Regions from separate parts of the Homo sapiens genome. Here regions 1 and 2 are each linked to region 3. Evidence: chromatin contacts called from ENCODE Hi-C or POLR2A ChIA-PET data. All regions are on one chromosome and are shown on one strand. Each heading gives the region's core, a stretch centred on a gene start or an enhancer-like site at or near the end of the contact. The rest is flanking DNA. Distances are from core to core; before and after follow the strand shown. Region 1 overlaps BCAS1-AS1 (BCAS1 antisense RNA 1). Region 2 has its middle 22 kb from the start of BCAS1-AS1. Region 3 overlaps TSHZ2 (teashirt zinc finger homeobox 2).

Evidence for each region. Hi-C counts contacts between places; a loop is a spot of excess contacts on that map. ChIA-PET counts read pairs that join two places held with the same protein, here RNA polymerase II (POLR2A). Pooled maps may share reads with other maps.
Region 1: a map of OCI-LY7 shows a loop between it and region 3 (4-fold over the local background). The contact joins two enhancer-like sites. A Hi-C loop is called at or near these places in 1 of 168 maps with a recorded cell type or tissue (OCI-LY7), 3 of 37 single-sample maps with no recorded cell type and 4 of 50 pooled maps. POLR2A ChIA-PET finds 5 or more read pairs at or near these places in 2 of 52 experiments (OCI-LY7 and naive thymus-derived CD4-positive, alpha-beta T cell).
Region 2: a loop to region 3 is called in a pooled map, with 4 times the contacts of the local background. The contact joins two enhancer-like sites. A Hi-C loop is called at or near these places in 4 of 50 pooled maps. POLR2A ChIA-PET finds 5 or more read pairs at or near these places in 2 of 52 experiments (CD4-positive, alpha-beta T cell and activated naive CD8-positive, alpha-beta T cell).

What each region holds. Positions count from the first base shown.
Region 1 is chr20:53,938,587-53,942,452 of GRCh38, reverse strand. It overlaps BCAS1-AS1 (BCAS1 antisense RNA 1), which reads right to left. Exons shown (of 5, transcript NR_199019.1): 3 at 1,855-2,021; 4 at 1,058-1,168; 5 at 1-278. Among named protein-coding and RNA genes, the nearest start is that of BCAS1-AS1, 25 kb to the right of the region's middle. RefSeq lists a silencer at 3,389-3,683. Within about 2 kb of position 2,437, at least 34 of the 41 ENCODE cell types and tissues checked have a DNase peak (open chromatin) inside an H3K27ac peak, as active enhancers do; they include OCI-LY7, where a contact is called at or near this core.
Region 2 is chr20:53,891,788-53,895,173 of GRCh38, reverse strand. No RefSeq gene overlaps it. Among named protein-coding and RNA genes, the nearest start is that of BCAS1-AS1, 22 kb to the left of the region's middle. Within about 2 kb of position 1,338, at least 7 of the 41 ENCODE cell types and tissues checked have a DNase peak (open chromatin) inside an H3K27ac peak, as active enhancers do.
Region 3 is chr20:52,998,723-53,002,635 of GRCh38, reverse strand. All of the region lies in intron 1 of TSHZ2 (teashirt zinc finger homeobox 2), which reads right to left. Among named protein-coding and RNA genes, the nearest start is that of TSHZ2, 28 kb to the right of the region's middle. Within about 2 kb of position 1,500, at least 6 of the 41 ENCODE cell types and tissues checked have a DNase peak (open chromatin) inside an H3K27ac peak, as active enhancers do; they include OCI-LY7, where a contact is called at or near this core.

The DNA.
Region 1 (3,866 bases), core at 1,188-3,687, 940 kb before region 3:
CGTGCCGCTTAGTATCAGAATGCTTAACTTGGCATGAAGCAGGAAAACAGCACTTGGGGAAGCCATTGGTGGGAGGCCCATCACTGCCATCGTCAGAGCACGGGGTGATTCAAGGAAACCAGGCAGCTGCTATTCCTTTGTCTCCAAACACCGTGGGGGTTGTCTGCTGCAACCTTTGGTGAGCTCCTGAGCTGCAGTCCATTGAGGAAGGTGACAGTATCATTTGCAAGTTTCACCTCGCTGGGTACAGGGGCTTTTTGCCCAGATAAGAAATGCCCCTAGGCAGGAGGAAGAGAAACAGACTGAGTAGCCCAGGCCAGTTACTTAGCCAGTTACTAAGGCAGATGGAGCCCTCCCAAGCCCCCACTCAAACAAAACAAAACAAAATAAAACAAAAAAAAAGCCTCTTTGCTGAGAATCTCTCTGCAAAGCATGCCAACAGTTTTTATAACTGGTTTCCTATGCTCCTGGGCCAAAAAAGAGAATAGTCTTTTAATGAAATTGCTTTTTTTTAAAAAAGCAAGAAATGCCAGAGAGAAGTAAAGCGCATGACTTACTGGGAGAACTCTAAATTCAGTTATGGCTTAAGAAACAAGTTAATACTCCATTTTTGTGTTTGTGTGTGTGTGTGTGTGTTATTGTTGTTGAGATCCCATTTCCAATGCATTTACAATAAATACTAATGCCCACCCCTTATGCAGAACTAGAGTGAAAAAGAGCTGAAACTCACCAATAAACCCAAGAAAGCCTTTAGGACACAGATTCCCAGAAATGCCATCAGACAGAACAAGCAGTGGGGGAAATAAGCAAAGCAAAGGTGGCACACAGAAAAACATGATTAAAAGAGAAAGAAGAATTAAGACCTGGGGGAGGGAGCAAAAATGACTTTCTTATTATTATTATTTATTTACTTATTATTTATTTTTAGGTACACAGGGAAGTGTGTCTTCTCCCATGTCAAGAAGAAGTGGCCTTTCCAGGAATGGAGCTATTGAGCTGAAATGGCTGCCACTGCGCGTACACACACACACGCGCACACACACACACACACACACACCTCCCTTCCAGTTCCAGCTGACGGTGACTTTTTGACTGGTAACCATAAAAGAATTCATTCAAAAGGGCAGTTGTTCCCAGCAGCCAGTGAGGTCCTTCCTGCATTCGTTGTCTTGGAGAAGGAGGCACATAACAAAATAGAAACCAAAATGGGAAGGAAAAGAGAAAGAAAGTGAAATTCCTGGTCTTTGTTGTATGTATCCCCTTGCTTTTTAGATAAATTATCAGGGGTTTAAACACACACTCTCTCCCCTCCCTCCTCCCACTTCACACACACTAGATTGTTCTTGTCTGTTTGCAAACAGTCCAGAAGCACTGGGGTCTCATTAAATTAGATTCTAAGTGTCTTAAAGAATTAGATTTCAAGAAACCAAGAATCTGTGTCCTTTCCCTTCTCAGAGTGCCTGGAAGGGTGCAGATTTCTCCAATCTGAATCTGACAATGTTATTTCTTATGTCAGATAATCCCAAGTAGATCTTATACCTTAAAAAAATAAAATCAGCTACACTACCTACCTTACAGGGAAGGAAAAAGAACTAATTCCAATTATTAACTAACCCAAGATACAAACACAGGGGAAACTAGGGAATGTGCTTTGCAGCAATGTAAGATTATAGGGGTTGGTTTTAACCATCCTTTGAATGTCCCTCTTTAAGCCTTTTTAAAGGGCAATTTTGCACGGTGAGTAGAATTAGGCTTCTCCGTGGTCAAGATTTTGTTCACTCTATCAGTGCAAATTAAGTGGCACCGGCCCACTGGAAATTATAGTCTCCATTAGGAAGAAAAGAAATTACTTACCGAGCAGCAAATTCTCTAAATTTGTAATTCAGATCTTTAGTGCAGAATGCCGGTCAGGATCCAGCCCTTTGCATAAATTGGTTTTCTGGGGAGTTTAACCCCTTAGCCTCTGTTGCCCTTTTCTTGAATGGCATTCACGCAACCCTCTCCATCTCCTGGCCCTTTAACTGGCCCCGGCAGAAGTTGCAGTCCACAATTTCACAGAAGTAAGGATAATACATTATCACACATTACCGTTTATAAAGTGCTCTGGGTACAATCTGTAATTTAAAGCTGTATTTCCCTCACTGAACTTAAGTGCTTCCTTTGTTACATTTCATTACCGGGGGACTGGCATGCACCTGTATAGATTTTTTTTTTTTTTTTCATTTTTTGTTTTGTTTTGTTTTTCCAAATAAGCACTTCTTGACAAAATGGCCCCCAGCTGCACTTCTGCTAATGACAGCCATGGAAGGGCTGGTTCCTTACGTGATCTACTCTCTCAGAAGCTTGCTTTTGTCAAAATGCAGCCACGTGGGGGAGCTGCAGGACCTGGGGTTTTACAATGCCTAGCCCTTTTTCCCTGATTGCCTAACCGGGAAACTGGGCCAAAGCAGCCTGAGAGTGTATTTGTTGATTAACTTCTAGAAAGCAGTCAAGTTTAATTAGGAGAACTAGAACGAGAAAGCTGAACTGGGCAAGTCAGTTGCCTTCTATGATTCTCAGTCCTCCAAATGAAGATAAGGTTGGTTGGTTTGTGTTTCCATCCTTATCTGCTCTATCTTGGAAGAAGCTCAAGGAAGATTGTGTGATTGCAAAACGTTTCAGTTGGTGTCATTGCAATGCATTTAAGTAATCCTTACTGGCCCATCCTGCTCCACAAAGCAGCCTTACCTCTCATCTTCTCCACTCCCAACTAAAGAGCAAGTGATTTAAACTCTGAGTGTCCTCCCTCAACAATGGGCTAATAATAGAGCCTACTCGTGGAGTTGCTGCCAGCATGCAGTGAGATGGTGCATACCAAACATTTAGTGCAGTGGCTGGCACATTGTAAGCACTTAGGAAAGGCAAGCTATTCTATCATGGGGAACTTTTAGCACCAAGTAACAGAAAACCCCTACTTGAATTGGCAGATAATCGTAACAATAAGGGTATTTATCATTTCATATAATAGGTGTTGTATAACATCTTTGGCTTTGATTCTCTGAGACTCTCTTCCAGCTAACAACGATAATGAGGAAATGTATCGTTTCATATAACTGGTGTTAAGTCTCATAGCCTGGCTCTGGTTCTCTGACACTCCATTCTGCCATGTTCCATGGGTTGACTTCATCCTAAAACTGTGCTGAATGATGGATGCAGTTCCAGGCAAGGGGATTATGGGAATACCATAATCAGTTTCAATGAATCATTTTGGTGAAATCATGTTGAGAAGGCAATACAATGATACAGTAGACAGTAAAGCCATTATTGGTATCAGTGGCTTTAAGGCTAACCATTCCCCAAACTAACTGTGTCCCTTCAATTCACACCCATGGGATTTGTGTAATGACGGCCCCCACCTTCCAAAGCAGTGCCACTAGAATGTGAACTTATCAAGATCTGAACCTTCTTGTCTTGCTCATTCATTGTTCTATTGTCAGTGTCTAGCACAATGCCTGGACATGGTAGATACTCAACAAATATTGGTTGAATGGATAAATTGCTAAACAAATATCCTGTGGCCACACCCATTGTGGATTGCCTTATCCTCTAGTGTGAATTTGTTTTAGCTCTGAATGTCTGATCACCCTAACCAGACATCTACCCTTCCCAGGTAACCAGCCCAGTGGTTCTAAAAGTACAGTCCCAGGACCAGCAGCCTCAGCACCACCTGAGAACATGTTAGGAATGCAAACTCTCAAGCCCCACTCCATACCCGCAGAATCAAAAACTCTTGGGGTGGGACCCAGTAACCTGTGTTTTAGCAGCCTCTCAGGAGGTTCCAATGAAGGAGAAAATTTGAAAACCACTGGTCCAGGTAGAGCTACCAC
Region 2 (3,386 bases), core at 89-2,588, 890 kb before region 3:
TGAAGTGGCTAGCACAGAGAGGCAGGACTGCAGGATGTCAAGGCTTCATGTTCAGATGGTCTTGGGTTCGCACTCCTTGCAGTGACAAGCTGTGTGACAGAACAAAACTACCTCTTTGTGCCTCGGTGGCCTCATAGATACCACCTCAATAATACCACATCATTATGGAAACTTTATGAAGGCTATATTAACGAATGGGTGCAAAATGCTCAGCTCAGTCATTTCTCAATAATAATGACTCTTTTTATAAACATCCTCACTCTTTTTTTTTTTTTTTTTTTTGAGACAGGGTCTTGCTCTGTTGCCGAGGCTGGAGTGCAGTGGTGTGGTCACAGCTCACTGCAGTCTCAACTTCCTGGGCTCAAGTGATCTTCCTGCCTCAGCCTCCTCAATAGCTAAGACTACAGGCACACACCACCATGCCTGGCTAAATTTTTTGTAGAGATGGAGATCTTGATTTGTTGCCCAGGCTGATCTCAAACTCCTGGCCTCAAGAGATTCTCCCGCCTTGGCTTCCCAAAGTGCTGAGATTACAGGTGTGAGACACTGTGCACAGTGAAACAGCCCCATTCTAATGATGAGAAACTGAGAAGCAAAAAGGTTAAGGATTAAGAACCTAAAGATGCAGAAATCCAGCCAGCGTGTTGGCTCACGCCTTGTAGTCCCAGCTACTAGGGAGATTGAGGCAGGAAGATAGCTTGAGTGCAGGACATTCAGGCAGCAGTGCGCCATGATGGCACCATTGCACTCCAGCCTGGGTGACAGAGCCAGACCCCATTTCTAAAACAAAAAAAAAATCAAATAACTAAAGATACAGAATTTTCAGCTTTTTCTGCAAGAGTGGTGCACCCTGAAGTATGTTATACCAAACACTGGTGGGATACAGAAGGGTATTCAGAGAGCTATCGGCAACATTATGTATTACTTTTTTTTCTTTTTTTTTTTTTTGTGGTGGAGTCTCGCTCTGTTGCCCAGGCTGGAGTGCAGTGATGCGATCTTGGCTCACTGCAACCTCTGCCTCGTGGGTTCAAGCAATTCTTCTGCTTCAGCCTCCCGAGTAGCTGGGATTACAGACGCACGCCACCACGCCCGGCTAATTTTGGTATTTTTAGTAGAGACGAGGTTTCACCATGTTGGCCAGGCTGATCTCAAACTCCTGACTTCAGGTGATCCGCTCGCCTCGGCCTCCCAAAGTGCTGGGGTTACGGGCATGAGCCACTGCACCTGGCTGTATTACTTTTAATAGTTGTGTATTTTCATGAACACATATATACTTAAGGGTGGAGGGTGGGGTGGGGAGAGGATGGAAAAACTACCTATTCGTACTATACTTATTACCTGGGTGGCAAAATAATCTGTACACCAAAACCCCATGACACACAATTTACCTATATAACAAACCCGCACGTGTACCCCTGAACCTAAAAAAAAAGTTTAAAAAAAGCATTCTTTAAAAAAAAAAACGGTATGTATTTTTTTCACAGTTTCTATCTGTGGCAAGAAAATCAGCCTCCCATTTACCATAGTGACATAAAGTTTCCTTTTTATGTCAGTGTAGTCAATATCCAAATAATGAAAGAAAAATCTTAAGTCAACACTAAACAAGGCAGCAAGAGATATGGCAAAAATCATGAAGTTCATATGTGAGCAGCGGCATGAGAGACACTGTGGTAGACCACATCTGGTGATTCAAATCGCCCAGCAAGATGGTCAAGGGGCCCCTTCAAGGGTTGCAGACAGTGACAGTCTTGTGATTCACTCCCACGTTCTTCATAAGTGAATCTTTCCTTTCTCTGGGTACACATTGACCTATTCCTTCATGAATTTCTTAACCACAAATTAGAACCATGTTATGACCGTCTTGGTCTCCAATTTTTCATCTTTCCTAACTTCCCCCTTGATGTCATTAACTGGTGTGTGTGTGTGTGTGTGTGTGTGTGTGTGTGTGTGTGTAAAAGACAGAGAAAGAAAGGCTGAGGGAGAGAGGGAGAGATGCTTGTGAACAAAGACCATACATGCCTCTCTTGTTCACACCACCTGCTTCAATAATGGACATGTGGGAGTGGCTTAATAGTGATCGTTTACCGTGTGCTATGCATGCATGATTGTTTCTAATCCACCCAGCACTTGGCAAGGCAGATAGTATCACACTACGATTTTTACAAATGAGGAGGAACTTGAGGCTTACAGGGGTGAGGTGGACCCAAGTGGAAGCAGCTAATGTGACAATATTAGAAGTTGAACCTGGGTAGCCTAAACTTAGAGCCTAGATCTAAACCCTTACCCCATTGTCACCCACTTTAAAAGATGCCAGGGAGAGGAGGGGAGGGGAGGGGAAGGGAGAGGGGAGGGGAAGGGAGGGGGAGGAGAAGGGAGGGGAAGGGAGGGGGAGGAGAAGGGAGGGGAAGGGAGGGGAGGGGAGGGGAGGGGAGGGGAGGGAAAGAGAAGGGGAAAGGGAAAGGGGAGATAGAGGCAACAATATTATTTTTATTTTTTATTTTTTTGAGACAGAGTCTTGCCCTGTCACCCAGGCTGGAGTGCAGTGGCACAATCACAGCTCACTGCAACCTCTGCCTCCTGGGTTCAAGTGATTCTCCTGCCTCAGCCTCCCAAGTAGCTGGGATTACAGGTACCCACCACCATACCCAGCTAATTTTTGTATTTTTAGTAGAGATGAGATTTCACCATGTTGGCCAGGCTGGTCTTGAACTACTGACCTTAGGTGATCTGCCCACCTCAGCCTGCCAAAGTGCTGGGATTACAGGCATGAGCCACTGCGCCAGGCCAATAATATTGTTTTTAAGCTACCTAACTAAACTTCCATGTCTTGGGTTCTCTTTTGCACTAAGCATTGGACAGACATCATCTCTATTCCTCATCTAAAATCTCTGCTCAGAGGAAGCTTGACTTGGAGACAGGGTAGAGGTTTGCTATTTAGTCATTTGCTGTCAGGACGGAAGTCGTTAAAGTCAGGCAAGCTATAGTTCCAATCTTGAATCTGCCATCTAAAAGCCGAGTAACCTTGGGCTCATTATTTATACTGCCCAGGCCTCGGTTTCCCCATCTATAATAGGGATGATGATGCCTACTCCATCAGGTCCTACAGGGATCAGATGATATCATGTGTCTCCTGTGCCTGCTTCATAGCATGTTCTTGGTGTATGGTTGCTGTAATTATTGCTGTTGCTGTTACCATTATCCACACACCTTATAAGTCTTGGAACCAAACTATCAACCTAGGGCCATTTTAAGAGAGTAAGGAGCTTATGAGTTAAAGTTGGACTTGAACATCAGGGAGTGCAATCAGCAGAACAATGGCTCTCTAAAAATATCCACATCCTAATTCCCAAAACCTATGACTGTGTTCCCTTGCATGGCAAGAGGGA
Region 3 (3,913 bases), core at 251-2,750:
ATATTTATTTTCTTTTTTATAAATTTATTTTATTGCTAATTCTGGCAACATCACTTAAGAGGTAACATCAAAAGGTGGGTAAAAGCATAAGATTTCAAGCCAGAGAATGGAGGCTGTGGTTTGGGGCAGACCATGACCTCTCCTTGAGCCTTGGTTTATTTTTCAGGGTAATGGAAAGAATAATCATGCCAGCTTATTTGTTAGGAAGATGAAAAAAAGATAATGTATGACAGTTTCTTTCATTTTGTATTATTTTTAGATTGTGATTGGCTGATGGACGCTCCACAAAGTATGAAATTTACTCAGAGTTAAACCAGAAGGGTCGACAGCACGGGCTTGGAAGTCAGGTACCCCTGGCTAGGTAGATCAGCCTGGCCTCTAAGCAGCTGCAGAAGCTTGGCCGAGTCACCTGACTTCACTGTGTGCCTCTTTGTCATTTCTAACATGGATACCATTATGTCTCTTTACTGGGGTGAGAATTAAAATGCAAAAATTCACCCAAAGCCTGTGTGGCACAGAGTAAGTGTCCAATAAGTTCCGGCTCTCACTTGTACTACAATGAAGTGATGTGAGTTAAGGTGACAAAAGCAACCTTAGATTTTCCTCCCTGGGTTGGTTGTGTGCCTCACAATAGAGCCTGGTGAGTGTTGACAACTTCCGTTTTCTTTTTATACTTCCTTTAAGCCTTGATAAAAAGGTCACAATGATGTTCTTTAGTCCGTTCTCCATCAAAGCAGTGAAATATCATCCAAGCAGCTCAGGAACTCCGTTCTAGACAAGCCTTCTCAAAACCACAGCTATGCCACTATCAAACAATGATACTCTGTTTATGAAACTCAATAGGGAAGACATACGTAACGTTAAACCTTCCTGAAATGTCACACACTTTTAAACAAGTGTTTTAGTTGTGCATGTTTTACCTCTTTTCTTTCAAAATGAAACAGAAGACGAGGTGGGGCTTTATTTAGTCTGGGGCAAAAGAAAAAGTTTCATCCAGCAGAGTTTAGCTCCCCTGTCAGATGATAAATGAGACAGGTGATTTTTTCGCTTCCTTATTCTTGAAAAAGCTAGCAATGGTGAGAAACAATCATCTTTAGGTCTGAGTGAAGCAAGGGGTCTTCCTTTCTCCTATTTTCCTTTCATCCTCTACCTAGCATTATTTCTTCTCGAATGTGTTTTTAACACTAGTTGTTCAAACAGGTCATGAATCCTTTCTCCTTCCTTGATATACATTTTGACTGTTGCCAGAAACTACCTTTGATGTGTTCCTGTAGAGAATAACACAGGCTTTCCTGTTTGTCTCAGAGCTGCTGAACTGAAGCTTCAACTACAGAGAACAAAACCATCTGCATTTAAAAAAATATCAGCACCCCCTCCCAAACACACACACACACACACACACACACACACACACACACACACACACACACGCACATGAACGCACACACAACATTGTCATTGTAAACCCAGACCGGGTCTCTCTGGGGTTCATAGAGTTCCTGTTGTGCCTCTCTTGGTTGTTTTAATGTGAGTTTTCATCACGCTACTCCTCATCTCTGCTATCTGTGTCTTAAAATAGCAACAGTCATTATCAGATGGCTGTCCCCCTCTTCCACTCCTGGCTGAACTAGAGAGCCTCTCAGATTTCCCCACCAAACCTCTGAATCCATCTGAGGTTTGCTCATCTGTCTTTCTAAGTCAGCAGAAGGAAAAACACAGGAAGACTGTGCCTTGAGCTATAACGAACCCTGGACATCCCCCAGCTTGTGTCAGTATCTCCCGAGGAAACTTTTCATGGAATCAGAGCGCTGGAAGAGACCTCAAGAGATCAAAAAGTCCTGAAAAACAAGGGTTCTAAGAAACTGAGAATCACAGAATATTAAAAATGCAAAAAGCTTCCGTCATCTCATCTCCTATCTTTCTCATCCAGGTGAAATTGTTTCCATTATTTTGACTTTTCCCTATTCATCCCACTTTCTGATCCTATAACAGTGTTTATCCCATTTCTATAACTTGCATGATTTCTGTTTTATCTCCATACTGCCTGTATTATTATTTTTTAAAAATTGATTTCAAAAAGATTCATTTTTTTCTTTACATTGGATTGAGCAGTAACATCCATGAAATCAGTTTTAATATATTAGTTTTACTTTCCCCTTCTATTACACAGCAAATGAAACCATAATTATTTTAAAAATTCATGCTTCTACCACCTAAAACAATCACTCATATGACTGTCCTACACATACAACAAGTTGGAAAAAAATACACTAGGGCAGAAGCCAGCAAACTTTTCCAATAAAGGACCAAATAGTAAATTTGAGCTTTGCAGGCCAAGAGACAAAATTTAAGATATTATATAGGTACTTATATAACCTAAGAAAACTAATTTTCACATTTCCTCCCAATCATTAAAAAATGTAAAAACCATTCTAACCCATAGGTCATACAAAAACAGGTGGCGTTTAGCTCACAGGTCACAGTTTGTCAACCCCTGCTTGAAACATATATCTGATACTTACTTGAACCTTCTCTGAAATGTCTATAATGGTGAGTGAGACAGAAAAAGACTCATTGGACGTCTGCGAAGATGAACTATTTGGACATCATAAGTGTTTAGCATAACACCAGGCACAAACAACATTACTCAATAAATATTAGCTGTTGTTTTCATTACCATCATCATCGTCACCATCTTCTTCTCTCTTAGTGGGGTTGGTTAACCACTGAGTATGTGGCTTGGCACACAGTAGGCACTCAGTGAAAGCTAGATGGTGTTATTATTTCACATGGTTGGGGTATACAGCATCTCAACCATTTGAGCACATCAGACTTAACTGTAGGATTTTTTAAAAACACACATGCTGGTTTTCCACCCCCAGAAATCCCAGTTTGCCCAAGGAAAAGCTGAGCACATGACTTTTTTTTGAAAGCTCTAGAGGCGATTCTGATGATTCCAGTCACAAACCAGTGGCTGATAGAGGGAGGAAAATCTGGGCAACAGGGTAGGAAATCCCAATCTCTAGACTGGCCGTTTGCTCTGCTCAGTTTTATGGTCACATACGACACCAGCTGGTGCTTAGCCCACTTTGGAAATGTTGGATTCCATCTGTCAGTCAGTCATCAACCGATGCTAACTGAGGAGACCTATCGCACACTGGCCCTTGAGCCAAGTGCTCAGATACAAAAATGAAGGAGGCAAAGGCTCTATGGTTTATAGCCCCCTTCCCTCACCTTCCCTCCCTTTGCCACCCTTTGTTTTTCTTCTTAGCCCCTTTTTAACCACATGGCATCTTAAGTATATATGTTGCTTCTGTCCCCTGAGAGCAGGGTCCTGATGGATCTTACTCATTACTGCTGCTACAGAACAGTGCTTGGCACCCAGGTGGTGTGCTTAATAAAGATCTGTGTTAAGGAGGTGAATCGGGAACTCTGTGCATCTTGGAGAACCACTCTGATTCCAACCCAAGGGAGAGCATGAGGCCTCAGACTCATGGGTCTTGGAATGTGGCAGTGAAGAGTGGAATGTGGCAGTGAAGAGTAGAACGTGGTTTTCAGCTCTGCCATCATTTTGCTAGTCTGAAATCACTGCTGTAAGTTTCAGTTTATTCATTTATAAAATTTATAAAATGTTGTGAGGATTAAGTGGTATAATGCTGAATGTGTGGAAAGTGCTTAAAAATAGTAGTTCGGTTGAGTTGATTTTCTCATCACCTGGAATTGAATAAACAGAAAACAGTTCTAGAAATGTTTTGAACATTCCTGAAGAGATAAACTAAGTAGCCAGCAATACGCCTACAATATTCCTAATTATATGTCCTGAGAGCACGCATCTGTTCACTGAACAAATATTTATTGAGCTTCTACATGTACTGGACACTATGGTGGGGTCCCAGCAGGTGGGAGTCATAAA